Linked DNA regions of Homo sapiens: region 2 is linked to region 1. A link is a contact called in ENCODE Hi-C or POLR2A ChIA-PET data. All regions are on one chromosome and are shown on one strand. The core of a region is the stretch at or near the end of the contact, and the rest is flanking DNA. Distances in the headings are between cores, read along the strand shown. Region 1 overlaps IGFBP-AS1 (IGFBP5 antisense RNA 1). Region 2 has its middle 100 kb from the start of TESHL.

Region 1 (7,429 bases), core at 3,006-5,505:
GGACATTTTAGTTGTTTCTAGTTTTTGGCTATTAAGAATAATGCTTCTATGAACACTTGTATGCAAGTTTTTGTGTGAACACATGTTTTTATTTCTCTTGGGTGATGTACCTAGAATTGAGATTGCTGGGTCATATGGTAACTCTATGCTTAACTTTTTGAGGAAATGACTGGCTGTTTTCCAAAGTAGCTTCATCTTTTTCCATTCTCTGGGGCAATGTATGAGAGTCCCAATTGTCCACAGTCTTGTCAACACTTATTATTATCTGACTCTTTGATTATAATCATCCTACTGGGTATAAAGTGGTATCCATTGTCATTTTGATTTGCCTGATGACTAATGATATTAAGCATCTTTCTATGTACTAATTGGCCATTTGTATATCTTCTTTGGAGAGATGTCTATTCAGATCCATTGCTTTTTATTTTATTTTTTTTTTATAAGATGGAGTCTTGCTTTGTCACCCAGGCTGGAGTGCAGCAGCGTGATCTCGGCTCACTGCAACCTATATTTCAAGGGCTCTATAGCCACATGTGCCTAGTGGCTACTGTATTGGACAGTGCAAATATAGACTATTCCCATAAATGCAAAAAGTTTTACTGGATGTTGTTATAGAGGCTAAGTTACATGTCCAAGATGACATATGGGTCATACATCATCCTTAGGCTCTGAGTCCTTGGATCAGTGCTAGATCTCAAGCATGAACCTAATTGACAAGAGAGAAAGGACTTACAAGAGGAAGAAACATTAAGTTGTTTTCATGGTTCTAAAGTTCTGTTGTATTTTTAAAAAGTCAGAAGAAGCCACCAGCAAATGAACCCAAGTCAGCTGATGTTTCATGAGAGTACTTCAGCACCAGGCACTGTGCTTTATTTTGTGTTACCAGGAACACAAAGTTGAGTATGTTTCCTGATTGCAGAGATCTTTACGGTTTTCTGTGGAAGACTGGACACATACAGTTAGTACAAAGCGCATACAGGTATTATCTTCAGAGAGATGCAGGCAACCAGCCTGGGGGCTGGGGATTAAGATTCACTCCCAGGGGCATCTCTATAGTACACACACCTTAATAGATGTCCTATTTTTCCTAGCCATTTAAGCACCCCCTTGTCTTTTTGACTCTCCCAGAGAGCATGACCAGCTTCAGGGAAGAACATACCGATTGTGTTATTACAGGGCTGTGCTTCGACACTGGCTGACATCTGGCCAACCCTACAATACTAAAACTGCACAGACTCGCAGTGCAGAAGAGGCTGACAGCCCCAGTGAAAAACTGAGTTCTCCAGTTCTAACTTCCAGGGGTTATTCAAAGTGTCAGGGAAGTGGGGCAGGGAGTGGCGGAGGGAAGACATTCTAGAAAATTGATGAGGAGTGTTTGGGCTGGGGCCTTTTGGAAACTGCTCCCATCCTGAGGCTGGCCCAGCCTGCCCCATCTCAACCCAGTGCCTTTGAAGTGTGTTACCTGGACAGGGAGCTGAGCCATGCTTGGCAGGAAGGGGCGGAAGGCTGTGTGGTCTGGCACAGGGCAGAGCAGAGGGGCAGCGGGACTAAGCTAGGATCTGGTGCTGACTCAACGGCACCTCTGCAGCCAGCATTCCGCCAGCCAGTCCAGCTGGAAAATGAGGGAAGGACCAAGTGGAGACCTCACTGAGAAATCCAGATGTCTTTCACGAGAATAAACAAGGCAGCCCTCCTTTCTTTCTCTGGCCCGTGTTTCTCGCTTTGTGTGTGTGTCTGTTTCTGGGTCTCTGGGAGTGTGTGTGTGTGTGTGTCTTTTAGCTTTGAGCATTTTTCTCTGTTCCCTGTGCTTTTACTTTCCATATAGATCCACGTCAGGGCTTGATTTTGGTCTCTGCCTCAGTCACTGTCTTCAGGTATCACTGGGCAGAGCCCGTAGTATCCCTCTCACCCCACCCACTTCCCTATACCTGTCTTTAACTTCCCTTCTATTTCAAGCAAGGTCCGGGTTTCTGCTGAGTCTTCTGAGTGGTGTGTCTCGGCGGCCTCGGCTCTTCCTCCTTGACAATAGAAATGTTGGGGGTAGCGGGAATAGAAAAAGCTCTTGACCTGGCAAAGGCCTTGCAGGGCTCTGGCTCTGTTCGTTGCTGGAGCAACAGCAGAGTTTTTTTTTGTTGTTGTTTTTTTTTGTTTTTTTTTTTTTGTTTTTTTTTTAATAGGCACTTCTGGTATAGGAACAAAGAACAACAACAGAAAAACCCACTCCTTTAAAGTATGTACTTTTCTATGGCCTTGGATTTCATTTTTCTTTGCCACCCCGTGCCTCACCCCCAGAGTTCTCAGACAGGCCACACATCTTCCATCTTTCTACCCCTACATCCTTCCTATTTCTCAGAAAGCAAAATCCATTTACCTCCCCCTGGCCTTCCTCTCTCATCCCATTCCTCCTCATGTAGTGTGATTTGGAGAGTAGCTTGACTTTAATTGTCTGCATCTCATTTGACTCAAGTTTCAGAGGGACACCCTTGTTCAGAGTCTGACTCTGTCCGAAAACATACCAGCTGGGAGTCACACAAAACTGAGTTGGACCACGATGCCTCCCTCAGCTGAGTGACCTTGGTGTGTGCCATTTTGAGCTTCAGTGCTCCTCACTTGTAAAACGGAAATAATTTAACCCACAATGGTGGGAATGCAAAACAGGATAATATACATAACCTTCTTAAGCATACTGTTCAATAAGTAAATGGGCTTTCGACCTGAAGTTCCAACTCTTCACATTCACTGTGGATAGCAAAGAGTGTTCTCTCTTTTTAAGATAGCCTTGGCTTCTCCTCTTAATGTATTCCCCTTTCCTTCTGTACCAGGCCTAGTGATAATTGCCTGTCCTGCCTCTGTTCACAGGGAGCGAGCCTCAGTGCTTTGAACGCCTCCTGCTCCATCACAGTGACTGCTCAAGGCAGGACACCTGATCCTATCGGAATCCACCCACGGGTGAGTCTGGGACAATTCGATTCTCTCTTTCATAAATGAAAGAATGAAAGGCACACAGGAGGAAGGATCAGTTAGGGGCAGTCATGGGAGGTGAGAAGCCTTAGGAGGATGGAATATTGGAAGAAGGATAAGAGGAACAAATAGCAGCAGGCGAGGAGGATGGAATCAAGAGACAATGGCCCTGGATCACAAAGGCTTTTGGTTCTCCCGTTCCAGGGACCCATGACATCTTCCCCATTTTCCCATGACATTCCTGGTACCTTTTCAACCACGCCTCTATTCCCTTGAACTAGTTGGAGGGGGTTTCTGTTCCTTGCAACCCAAAGAGCCTTTATGAGAACACCGCCATGGATTTTCTGATTGTGAGTGCTGCTTGGCTGTCACAGAAGTCCTCTTCTTCTCTCACCTCGAAGGGTTTGGGCATTCTGTGTCTTCATGGAATGTCAACTCTGCAAGGTGCTGCACGACAGGAGTTCATTCTTCCATCAGTTTTCAAGCTAGACAACTTTCATGCTTAGGAAACTCCTGTAGCATCCAACAATGTTCCTCTTGCTGCAGTTTGAACTCTTCTTCTCATTGTTCTTCTTCTTTTTTGAGATGGAGTTTCGCTGTTGTTGCCCAGGCTGTGGTGCAATGGTGTGATCTCGGTTCAATACAAACTTGGCCTCCTGGGTTCAGGCGATTCTCCTGCCTCAGCCTCCTGAGTAGCTGGGATTACAGGCGCCTGCCACCACACCCAGCTAATTTTTGTATTTTTAGTAGAGACTGGGTTTTGCCATGTTGGCCAGGCTGGTCTCGAACTCCTGACCTCAGGTGATCTGCCCACCTTGGCCTCCCAACGTGCTGGGATTATATGCGTGAGCCACTGCACCTGGCCTTTCCCCCGGCCCCCGCTCCTTTGGAAGCCTTGTAGCTCAATTTTTTTTTTAATTGATTGGTTTCAAGGAGACCAGAGATCAGACTCTGAATTTCTCAAGGGAGAGATTCTGGAGACATAAAATCTGTTTTGAAAGTTTTAAACTATATCTTACCTTTGCAAGATGCCTGATGTTTTGGATCTCAGCCCTATTTTTTTGAGAATTCACCATACGTTCACAGACATCATCTCTTTGTTCCTTCCCACAATATCTGGCTGGCTCAGTGAACCCATTCTCCCAACCTGGAAATAGAAGCCTAGAAGAAGGCTGGCTGGGGGCTTGCATCTCTGAGGCAAGTCAGCTTTGGAAACCTGGGAAGAATGCCTCCTTTCCCCACTATCCCAGGCTCATTGCCAAGCTGCCAGCTAGAGACCCGAGCTCTGGGCAGAACTCATTTCAGAGTGAGTCAGAAACATGAGGGAGTCTTGTTCACACATGCCGACCAAGGGAAAAGCCCCAAGGGAGATGTTTCAAGGAGTCCTACCAGAGACTCGGGAGATCTTTTCTCTTCTCTATTGGAAGAGACAGCCCACCCACTTGGCGGATGCCCAGCTCTCCAGACTGAGTGCCAAGAAAAGAATAAGAGAGGTCCTGAGACCCTGGCTCCAGGGCCATGGTCTGTCTCTATGGAGTACAGGGTCGGGACCATTCATAACAGGCACAAAACACTCCTCTGGCCCTTTAGCAAGAGAGCTGCTATGACAGCACCCCCACTGACCTGGACATCTCTGTGATGTTACCTTAGAAACCAGAAAAAGCAATCTAAGCCACTTCTTTGATTTTCTCTAGCATCTGGAAATTAAACTTTTTACACGAGCCAATACTTTTAGCCTTTTTCTTAACCCAAACTTCCTCTCCCAGGACTGCTGTGGAGGGAGAATTTAGAACGGGTGAGCTAAGAACCTTCCGAGATGCCAAAGGTCTTTGACATTTGGTGAGTTTGAGTACTCCTAGTACTCAAGGGCAAGTGCAGTCTGGTTGGATCTCTCCAGGTAGGGAGCCTTTTAAAACCCCAGAATTTCCAGGTGGGCACCTCCTTCCTTTCAGCATTGCATGGGCCATGGCCATCAATGAGGGCAATTTCCTTGCACCACAGGTCCCAGGGACAGTGTCTCTGCGTGGCCTGGTGAGGGGGAAGGGCCTCCAAAATTAGATGACTAGATTTCGACTCATGGATGACATTCCTGAGTGAGATCAGGGGTCAGGCAGGTGGTAAGAGGCATGAAAAAAATGCACTACTCCCCAGCCCCCCAGCCCTGGGTAATATTTTAGATGACTACATGCAAATAGGGAGAATTCACAATGGATCGAGGTTCACATTAGTGGACAGAATGTTTATGTGGGCCTAGGTGAGAGTACCTCTGTGGAGAACCTAGAGGCAGAGGCCTGAGGGTTAGGGAAGCCTGATAAAATCTAGGGAGTCCAGTTAAATTTGAATTTCAGATAAACAACTAATAAATTGCAGTAAAAATGTGTCCCACTCCATAGTAGACACATTTATATTAAACATTATTATTATTATTATTTGAGACAGAGTTCTGTTCTTTTTGCCCAGGCTGGAGTGCAGTGGCACGATCTCAGCTCACTGCAACCTCTGCCTCCTAAGTTCAAGTGATTCTCCTGCCTCAGCCTCCTGAGTAGCTGGGATTACAGATGCCCGCAAAAATTATTTGTCTAAAATTCAAATTTAATTGAGTGTGCTATATTTTTATTTGTTAACTCTGGCAACTCCACTTGGGTGGGCCCAGTCCCTGGCATCTTCAGGTTTTTGTGGAGCTGGTGTGCACGCACATCTGCATGTAGGACATTTGGGGTACCAAGGCAAATAGAAATATCTAGGCCAGAGGTCATTTCAGTGTTTGTTTTGTTTTGTTTTTTGAATGATTCCGTAATTGTTAATTTTCTATTTCAAAACATTTCTCAAGTCCTTGGAGATCCTTGGAGAATTCCAGAGGCCCTCCAGAAACTTGACCGATAGATCTTCTTAATTAAATTTCTCCAGTAGGTCACTGGGAAGAAGGAGCTAGCTGGGAGTCTTAGAGTCATATGTGATCTTCCCCCTTTCTTTCTGTCATTATTTCAGATCGCTGTCCTGCACTCCTCTTTCTTCTCTCTGGCGAGCCACCAAGGAGATAAAATATGAAGCCAGAAGCCCTAAGAGCTTAGGCGTGGTGGGGAAAAATAAATCTTAGAGAGGTTTGAGTGCATGAGAGAGGGGTATCCAGCAAGGGCTTTGTGGGCGCGGCGAGAAAAAGCTTGGGGCTAGGACTCAGGGAACTCTGGCAGGAGTTGAATCAGTCCTCTGCCGGTCTAGGAATGGCAGACTCCACACAGCTGGCTCCGGGCTGTGCAAAGGGAGTGGCAGGTGAGGGCTGTTAGCCCCTGGCTCGATCCTGGAGCCAGGCATCACAGGTTGCAACAAACTCCAAAAAGATTGCCCAGGCCGGGAGCAGTGGCTCATGCCTGTAATCCCAGCATTTTGGGAGGCCGAGGTGGGCGGATCACGAGGTCAAGAGATCGAGATCATCCTGGTCAACACAGTGAAACCCCATCTCTACTAAAAATACAAAAATCAGCTGGGCTTGGTGTTGCGCGCTTGTAGTCCCAGCTACTTGGAAGGCTGAGGCAGGAGAATCGCTTGAACCCGGGAGGCGGAGGTCGCAGTGAGCTGAGATTGTGCCACTGTACTACAGCCTGGTGACACAGTGAGACTGTCTTAAAAAAAAAGAAAAAAAGAGATTGCCCGGAGCACTCTGGTTGCCCTGGAATAGCAGTGTAAGTGCCATTGCCAGGCTGGGATGTCTGAATCTTTTTGTTCAGGACAGATTTGCCACTGTTTGATGCTAGTTTGTCAGAAGACTTGACCAATATTAAATAGTGTTAAGTGTGGGACAGAGGTGAGGAAGCAAGCTGGTTCCAGGTTTCCAGCTCTGGCAAGCTCTCCTGTTTGCCTGGTAGGACGAGTCCTCTGGAACCAAGTGGTTCCTGTGGCATCCAGGGTAAACGTCTGCTCCTTGGCTTCTTGGCTACCTTCTTGGGAGACATTTGGGTCCCAGCTCTAATGCCTGGAAGCCCACACTTTACCGCAGTGAGTGAGGGGCCTCCTGGGCCAGGGCAGGCTGTTCAGCCCACCAGTATCTCATTCTCTAAACCCAGACAATGTGCCTGACTCCAGCTCCTGGAAAAGCTGGGTCTGGTCAAATGGGAGGACTCAACGTGTTAGTGCACATGGGAGGGCAGGATTTCTGCTGTTTTCCCTGTCCCTCCAATTTATTGGCCAGTGCAGGCACCAACCAGTCCCCTGCTGACCCTGCCAAGGCATTTTTCTTCTTTTTGCCACACCTTGAACTCTCATTTAGCTCAGGGTCACAGACAAAACCATATACCCCTTTAGCCTCAGTTTCCTCATCTGTAAAGTGGGTGGCACTTCACCCATAACTCAGCCTCAAACTAGGACATCCCTTCCTTAAGCCTATGCTGATGTAGATCAGACTTAGAGTTAAGAACCTCTTCGTAAAGGCTCTCGGGTTTGTCTCTGATATTCCCATTTTCTTAAATTTGGG
Region 2 (7,429 bases), core at 1,427-3,926, 260 kb after region 1:
ACAAGTGACAGAAGGTCTTGAGAAGAAAGACGAATGTCAGGGCCAGAAAGACCAGTAAAGAGATGGAGTCTTTGAAGTTCTTCCCTTCCTCCTCCCTCCCTCCTTCCTTTCTCTCTCTCTCTCCTTCCTTCCGTCCTACCTTCCCCTTCCCTTCCCTTCCCTTCCTTTCCTTTCCTTTCCCTTCCCTTCCCTTTTCTTTCATTTTCTTTTCTCTTCTCTTTCATAGACTTATTAAGCTATAATTCATATAGCATATAATCTCCCATTTAAAGTGTACAATTCAGTGTTTTTTAAATCATATTCACAGAGTTGTGTATCATTACAAGTTTAGAACATTCTCACTGCCCCAGAAAGGAGCTCTACATGCCTTAGCCAACCCCACTGCAACACTCCCATCGCCCCCTTGCCCCAGCCCTAGTTAACAACCAATATGCTTTCTCTGTGAGATTTTTTAATCCAACAGCCAACTCAACCCAGGATGCTATGTATGCATGGTATGCTATAGAGCCTAGAAACTGCTTTCCTACATTCATTTTAGTTTTGTTCTTTTTATCAACTCATTCAAGTAAGCAGGGCAGATGGTTGGTTGTGTCTTGCATTTTTCAGGTTGGTAAACTGGGGCATCTCTAAATGACAACATTTCAGCTTCAGTAGAGGGATGGAGTGATGTGGCCTTTCACGTCTATGAAAGAAAAGTAAAGAAGAGTTTGTGAGTAACATTTCCTTCAGCACTCCTCAAAATTTAGAAAAATGAAGGCAAGAAACAAGATGAAGAAGAAAGAAGAAAAGGGTGAGACTGCATTTGGAGGGATTGAGGTGAAACACCTGTTAGAATACTCTAATTGAGATGTATGGGCTGCTGAAATGCACTGTCAGAGGTAGCTGCAAGATCTCCCTTTCTTGGAATTAAAAAGAAAACAAAGCACGGTAGAGAGCTCTCTGGCAGGATTTATTTTAAGGAGAAGTAGTATCGAGAGGCAAGCAAATGGATTAGGTGACTCTTCAGTCTCTCTTGGTACTAGGATACCACGTAGGCAGGTGGCAGAGGCATCCCATCCATGCTTAGGTGAAGTTATTCATAGCCCCTATAAAGAGGAGGTCCTATTTATTTTTCATCCTTCTGTCTGTAAAGTGAGAAGCTGTCTGCTTCCTCAGCTGTGGAAAAAGCACTCTATGAGGCATTGTAGAAACTGTAGAGAAAAGGCCAGCATAATTCTTGCCCTTCAATTCAACTTTTATTTGCGTATCAGTGCATTCTGGTTATCTGCTGCTGTGTAATACACTACCACAAAACTCAGTGGCTTAAAACAAATGATCATTGTAGCTCCCAGTTCTGTGTGTTGACTGGGCTCAATGAGGCAGTTCTTGCTTGGGCTCTCTTGCAGTCAGATATTGGCTGGGCTGCAGTTTTTTGAAGGCTCTAGCAAGTTAGTCATCTGCAATGGCACACTCACAAGGCCGACAGTTGCTGCTCAGTGGGGGCTGTAAAGTGGTCCATCCTCATAGAGCTTCCCCACATGGCTTGGGCTTTTCACAGCATGGTGACTATGTTGTCTGGAGGATCCAGGTTGGCTTCACTCACATGCCTAGTACCTTGATGGGAACAGTTAGAGGGCTCATCTGGCCTCCCTTTCCTCTCCATGCAGTCTTGGCACTTCCTCACATGGTCTCTCCAAAATAGTAGTCACAGTGTCAGTTCACAGCTCCAAGAGACCAAGACAAAAGCTATCAGTCCTTTCAAAATTAGGCCTAAACTGGCACAGTGTCACTTCTGCTATACTCTGTGGGTCAAAGCAGTACTGCCCATCTCAGATTTAAAAGGAGAGAAAACAGATCCCACCTTTTAATGGAAATTGTGACAAAGAATTAGTGACCATCTTTAATCTGCTAGGCAGTGGAGGGGAGTCAGTGATGTACTAAAGAGCCATAGGAAAAGAATGCATAGTGCCTCAAAACGAAAATAGACAAAAGGGTTTATTTGACTAAATCTATGAACATAAGAATTGGGCTAGGGTGGTATATATTGAAGTTGAAAAGTCCTGGAATAATTAAAACAACTGAGTTAAATGAGCTACATCTTGGAATAATTCATTCATTAATTCATTTATTTAATAGACATTTTTGGGACCATAATTAATATAAAGCACTCATACTACTAAGATAAATAAGACACAGCCCCTGCCTTCTAGGTGCTCAAAGTTAGGTAGTTCATGCATAAATGATCCCCCAAGTTCCCCCTAAAATAGTTCTTTGTATATACACTATGCTCAACACAAAGTATTACAGTTTATGTCCAAAGACTACACAGAAATAATGCTGCAAAGATACAATGATGTTGTTGGCACAGATCTCCTGCTTTAACATGGTATCAGATAAAAAAAGAAAGAAATATTAATCATTTTTAACAAAAATAGAAGAAAGATATTGGGCAGAGTGGCCAAAGTAAATAGACTTTGCTGGAGATTCCTTCTGGTGGGTATAAGTGCCTTCATAGAACATTATTTGGAAGTGATGGAGTATGTTCAAGATTCTTGGGTTCCACTAAAATTGCTCAAAGGCCTTGAGAAAACAGGGGTTATAATTCATGTTTCTGGACCAGAATTTTTTGACATATCCAAAAGGACTCCCAGGAGGAATGTGAGATTGCTGGATTAAGGAACATGGCCTTGCTGTTGCACAACACGCATATCACAGCCCTATTCTAAAAACAAGGCATAATTCTGAGCAAAAGAGAGGAGATAGGGAGGTGTACAGCAACAGAGGGAAGCAAGCAAAGATGGAAGCAGAGCTGGACAATGGCACCGGAGGCAGAAGGAATGAAGAAGAGGCAGTGGGGACAGCTTATACCAACTAGCATTAGCCACGGCCAATTGTTGGAGCTGATTTGATTGGAAGGCAAGGCAAGTCAGTTGAAAAAAACCTAGCATTTTTAGCTAATTTGGCTGTTTTAAAAATTGAATTGATCAGTTTTAGTGGGAAGATCTAGCCACTGTATCATACTGAACCATACAGGAAACACAGGGAAAAGGAAGATGGTCCATGGACAGGTGGTAGAGAAAGAGGACATTGCTTTAAGCACTGCACTTCTTGGCTTACCTTGGACCTTGGACTAGAGTCAGCCTGAAGACCAGGGAGAAAACACTCTAGTGGAGGGAGAGGATTTATAAGGAAGAAGATGCATCATCTCTTCCTCCGTTCTCTAGTGCACTCTTCACATCACTGCCCTCTTCACATCACTGCCCTCACCTTCCCTAAAACACTGCTGTTGTTATACGTTTCTCTTGTTTACTGACTTGTGGTAATTTAGATTTGCAGGAAAAAACATGCTTCTAAGTTTTTCATTTCAGACTACCAATCTGGCCCTACTATTTAACTTTCAAATCTACTAGCACCCAACAATAGCAGAGTAGTTCTCTTGTTCCATAACCTTCTGCCTCCGTTCTTTTTCACCACCTGAAACATGTTCTCTTCTTTTCTTCTGATCTTAGACATACTTTAAAGCCTTTCTGTACAATGAAGTTTCCTGGATCACTCAAGATGAGCTCCCTTCTCTTCCCACTGATATGTTCATTTGTTTAACAGCCCATTTATTCATTTATTTATTTGCTGAATTAATACTCATTGGATGAACATACTTATTAAGCATCCACTATTTGCCAAGGACTAGGTAGATAGATTTAAGACACATTTTCTACGCTCGAGGAGTTTGATGTGAAGGAGAGAATTCTCAACTCCTATAGCACTCACTCGTTAGCAATATCATGCTCTACATTGCTAGTTATATTTTTCATGTTCTCTTTCTGCTGCTATTGTTTGTTTTATTTTAATCTGTAAAATACATTTTTTTAAAGGCAGATAACCTGTTTTCCAGTTCTTTTTATTCCCCCTAAAGCCTTGCTGTTACGAAACTCCCTGGAAGCATAAAGGGTTTGGAAGTGCTTGAGAGCAGTGGGCTGGTAGCAACAAGTGCATGACAGGCCAGAGAGTGGGAGAAGGGATCAACGTATGTGATTTGATGGCTGTAAAAGGAAACAAATTACTTCATGTGACTACTGGAGCCTAAAATCAGAAAGGCGAGGGCTATTTTCCCTGTTTAAAATGAGCATATCAATGAGGAAGGCCTCTGAGGAGTTACTGATTTGTGTCCCCTCATATCCCAGGGATCCAGGAACATGAGACCCAGCCTCACCTGTGAGAAACAATGTAGAATGGCATAGGGATTGACTGAGTGGTCCAGACTGTTAGCATGGGCGTTGAGCACAGGGCACCATGTTGCCTTATCTCTCAGGAGGTGTCTTCGGCAGGCAGCAAGATTACATTTGAACAGTCATAGAGGCCAAGGCCCCCTTTTGGGATTCCAGATTGTTGCTGGAAGAGAGACTCCACCTCACCCATCCCCTTTCCCTCTGATTTATTCAGGTTATGTATGGACACTCAAACAGGGTGCATGCTGTGAAGAACACATGATTCAGTCAGAAAACAATGAATGAGGAGTCAGGAAAGGTGGTTGTAGACTTAGTCTTGGCTCTAATGACTTGTGTGACTTGGGGCAATCCCTTTTCCTCTGGGCCTTCGTTTTCCCATCTGAAAAGTAAGGGAGCTGAAATAGTTCAGTCATTTTGTTCAACTTTTTAAACAGTAGAACCCTTTCATCAAACAAATCATAATGCAGAAGTTCAGGATACAGGACATATAGAGGCAGAGCTGAATTGACTGATAAGGCCCAGAAGGGAATAAATAGACCACTCACTTACTCAGGACTTCCTCTCCCTTCTGCTGCCCAGCACACCTTTTGAAAACCTCTGGACTAGAAGGGTGGACTCTACAAGTTTTAACAATTAGGATGCAAAATTAACCAAAATTAATATTAAGAGGCTCATACCCAATACAAGCATTTTGATAAATCATGTAGACTTACTACTCTCTATCCTTGTGTTAACTATTAGTAAAACTCATTTTTACCTTTAAGAACAAAATAAATATAGCTGGAAGTTTTAATGTTTCCTTCCCACACCCCAGTGGCTTGTCTTGCTCAATTCCTAAAGTGCACATGCCCTGGTTTGGAGACCACTGGCCCTCAGGGATCCCCAGGTTCTTTCCAGCCCTGCTGCTTGCCTGGAGTGCCAGCATTTCCCAGCCTTATTTATTACTTATAGAAGAAGCAATTTTCTGGGTTCCTGGGAGAGTGAGAGCATAGCAGCCATTGTGGGGAGATTAAAAATACTCCACTAAGAACTGGAGACTCTGTCAGTATCTCTGTGGGCCAGGCCTGCTCTGCTGGTTCAGGCATCTGCCTGGGACCCTCCCCTGCATTCACCTGTAGTCTCTCAAGTCTCCTGGGAAAATTTCTCAGCACGTGTCTGGCATGTGCCTCTCTTCTAGCCATGAACCAGTAGCCCCAAACCAGGCTGTGCCAGATTTCTCAGAACTCTTCTGATGAACAAAGAACAGCAGCTTGAACACTCTGCACCACCATCTAAGAAATATTTTGTGAGGAGTAGGGAGCTTAGGGGGATGTGTATGACAGCCTCTCCTTCGTCATGCTCTGGCCAAGTGGCTATCTGTTCCTGGAAAAGAAAGGAAGATGGGGGAATTGTTGGGTCGCTTTCTTTGGGAGGACCGTGGGGGCTCAGGGGCGCGGTGGCTGAGGCCCAGACCCCAGTTCCCAGTCCCCATCCACTCATAACTCATTTGAGAGATATGCAGAGCTGTCAGAACTGCCAAAAGCCTCCTTGCCAAGGCAGGCTTCTCTCCAAATGGGCTTCTATATTTATGTGAAACCAAAATAAAACACAGCGCTAAAAGGCAACAGACATAAAATCAGGCAATTGCTCACAAGGGCATGTTTAATGAAAGGCAAGACAGTAGGGGGTGAGGCCATGAGGGGCGACCCAGAGCAGAACGATGGCTCGGTGGGCCTCAGGGATCTTGACTTAGGTGCTGCCAGGATGCTGTCCACAGACAACGGCCAGGCAAGTCTCAATGCCCCCTGTCTTAGTACAGCCCACACAGAGACATCAGAAGCTGTATTAGTTTTCTGGGGCTGCCATAACAAAGTACCACAAACCGAGTGGCTTAAAACAACAGAAGTTATGCTCTCCCAATTCTGGAGGTCAGAACTGTAAAATCAAAAGGTGTTGCCAGAGCCATCCTCTGTCTGAAGGCTCCAGGGGAGGATCCTTCCTTGTCTCTTCCAGCTTCTCATGGCTGCTGGCATCCTCAGTGTTCTTGGCTCATAGCTGCATCACTCCAGTCTCTGCCTCTGTCTTCACATGGATGTCTCTCCTGTGTGTCTGCATCTCTCTGTCTGAAGTTCCCTCTTATAAGGATACCAGCCATATTGGATTTAACGCCCACCTTAATAGAGTATGGCCTCATCCTGACTTGATTACATCTATAAAACCCCTGTTTCTCCATAAGGTCACAGTTACAGGTTCTAGGTGGATATAGATTTTGGGGGATAATATTCAATCTGGTCTAGACCCCAAATGCACCCTGTGCCATGGAAAAGTGGGGGCTTTTTTTTAAAAAAGAAAGTCTGCTTTCTTAAACTCAGAATATTACACCCCTTCTCCAGTTTAGCAAAGGCTCTAGGCGGATGGGAAGGGTGATGGTCTTGCAGTCTCCCTTCAGGCTCCTCACACAGGCAGGTCTCTCAGAAGTCCAGATGCTTAATCCCCCTCTCAGCATAACCCAGGAAACTAGAGGTCTCACCACTTTTGAAAGACTTCCAGGAAAGATGATACACAACTTACATTCTTGGTGGACAGGAGAAGGTCCAAATTTCAAATAGGATTGATCAAATCAAACCTCTGTCTGAGCTGTGTCAGCTGAGTAGGGCATAGAAACATCTACCCTGAATTTTGAAGATAACTTTAAAGCTTGGACAGATGACGCCTCTTTTCCACTGCTTTTTTTTTGTTTGTTTGTCTGTTTTTTTTTTGTTTGTTTTTTGTTTTAAATAGATGGATTTTCCCTCTTGTTGTCCAGGCTGGAGTGCTCACGGCACTCTCGGCTTGTGGCAACCTCCGCCTCCCGGGTTCAAGTGATTCAGCCTCCCGAGTAGCTGGGGTTACAGGCATGTGCCACCTTGCGCGGTTAATTCTGTATTTTTAGTAGATACAGAGTTTCTCCATGTTGGTCAGGCTGGTCTCAAACTCCTCACCTCAGGTGATCCACCCACCTCAGCCTCCCAAAGTGCTGGAATTACAGGCGTGAGCCACCACTCCCAGCCCCCCAACCCCTTTTTCTTTTTTTTAATTACACTTTAAGTTCTGGTACACATGTGCAGAACGTGCAGTTTTGTTACACAGGTATACATGTGCCATGGTGGTTTGCTGCACCCATCAACCCATAATCTACATTAGGTATTTCTCCTGATGCTATCCCCTCCCTTGCCCCAAACCCCCAACAGGCCCTGGAGTGTGAT

Evidence for each region. Hi-C counts contacts between places; a loop is a spot of excess contacts on that map. ChIA-PET counts read pairs that join two places held with the same protein, here RNA polymerase II (POLR2A). Pooled maps may share reads with other maps.
Region 2: a loop to region 1 is called in a map of ascending aorta, with 2.9 times the contacts of the local background. The contact joins two enhancer-like sites. A Hi-C loop is called at or near these places in 6 of 168 maps with a recorded cell type or tissue (ascending aorta, heart left ventricle, heart right ventricle and 1 more) and 6 of 50 pooled maps. POLR2A ChIA-PET finds 5 or more read pairs at or near these places in 2 of 52 experiments (BJ and OCI-LY7).

Annotation. Positions count from the first base shown.
Region 1 is chr2:216,709,521-216,716,949 of GRCh38, forward strand. IGFBP-AS1 (IGFBP5 antisense RNA 1) reads left to right here. Exons shown (of 6, transcript NR_187138.1): 2 at 2,860-2,949. Among named protein-coding and RNA genes, the nearest start is that of IGFBP5, 18 kb to the left of the region's middle. Within about 2 kb of position 4,256, at least 13 of the 41 ENCODE cell types and tissues checked have a DNase peak (open chromatin) inside an H3K27ac peak, as active enhancers do; they include ascending aorta and ovary, where a contact is called at or near this core.
Region 2 is chr2:216,969,171-216,976,599 of GRCh38, forward strand. No RefSeq gene overlaps it. Among named protein-coding and RNA genes, the nearest start is that of TESHL, 100 kb to the left of the region's middle. Within about 2 kb of position 2,677, at least 3 of the 41 ENCODE cell types and tissues checked have a DNase peak (open chromatin) inside an H3K27ac peak, as active enhancers do; they include ascending aorta and ovary, where a contact is called at or near this core.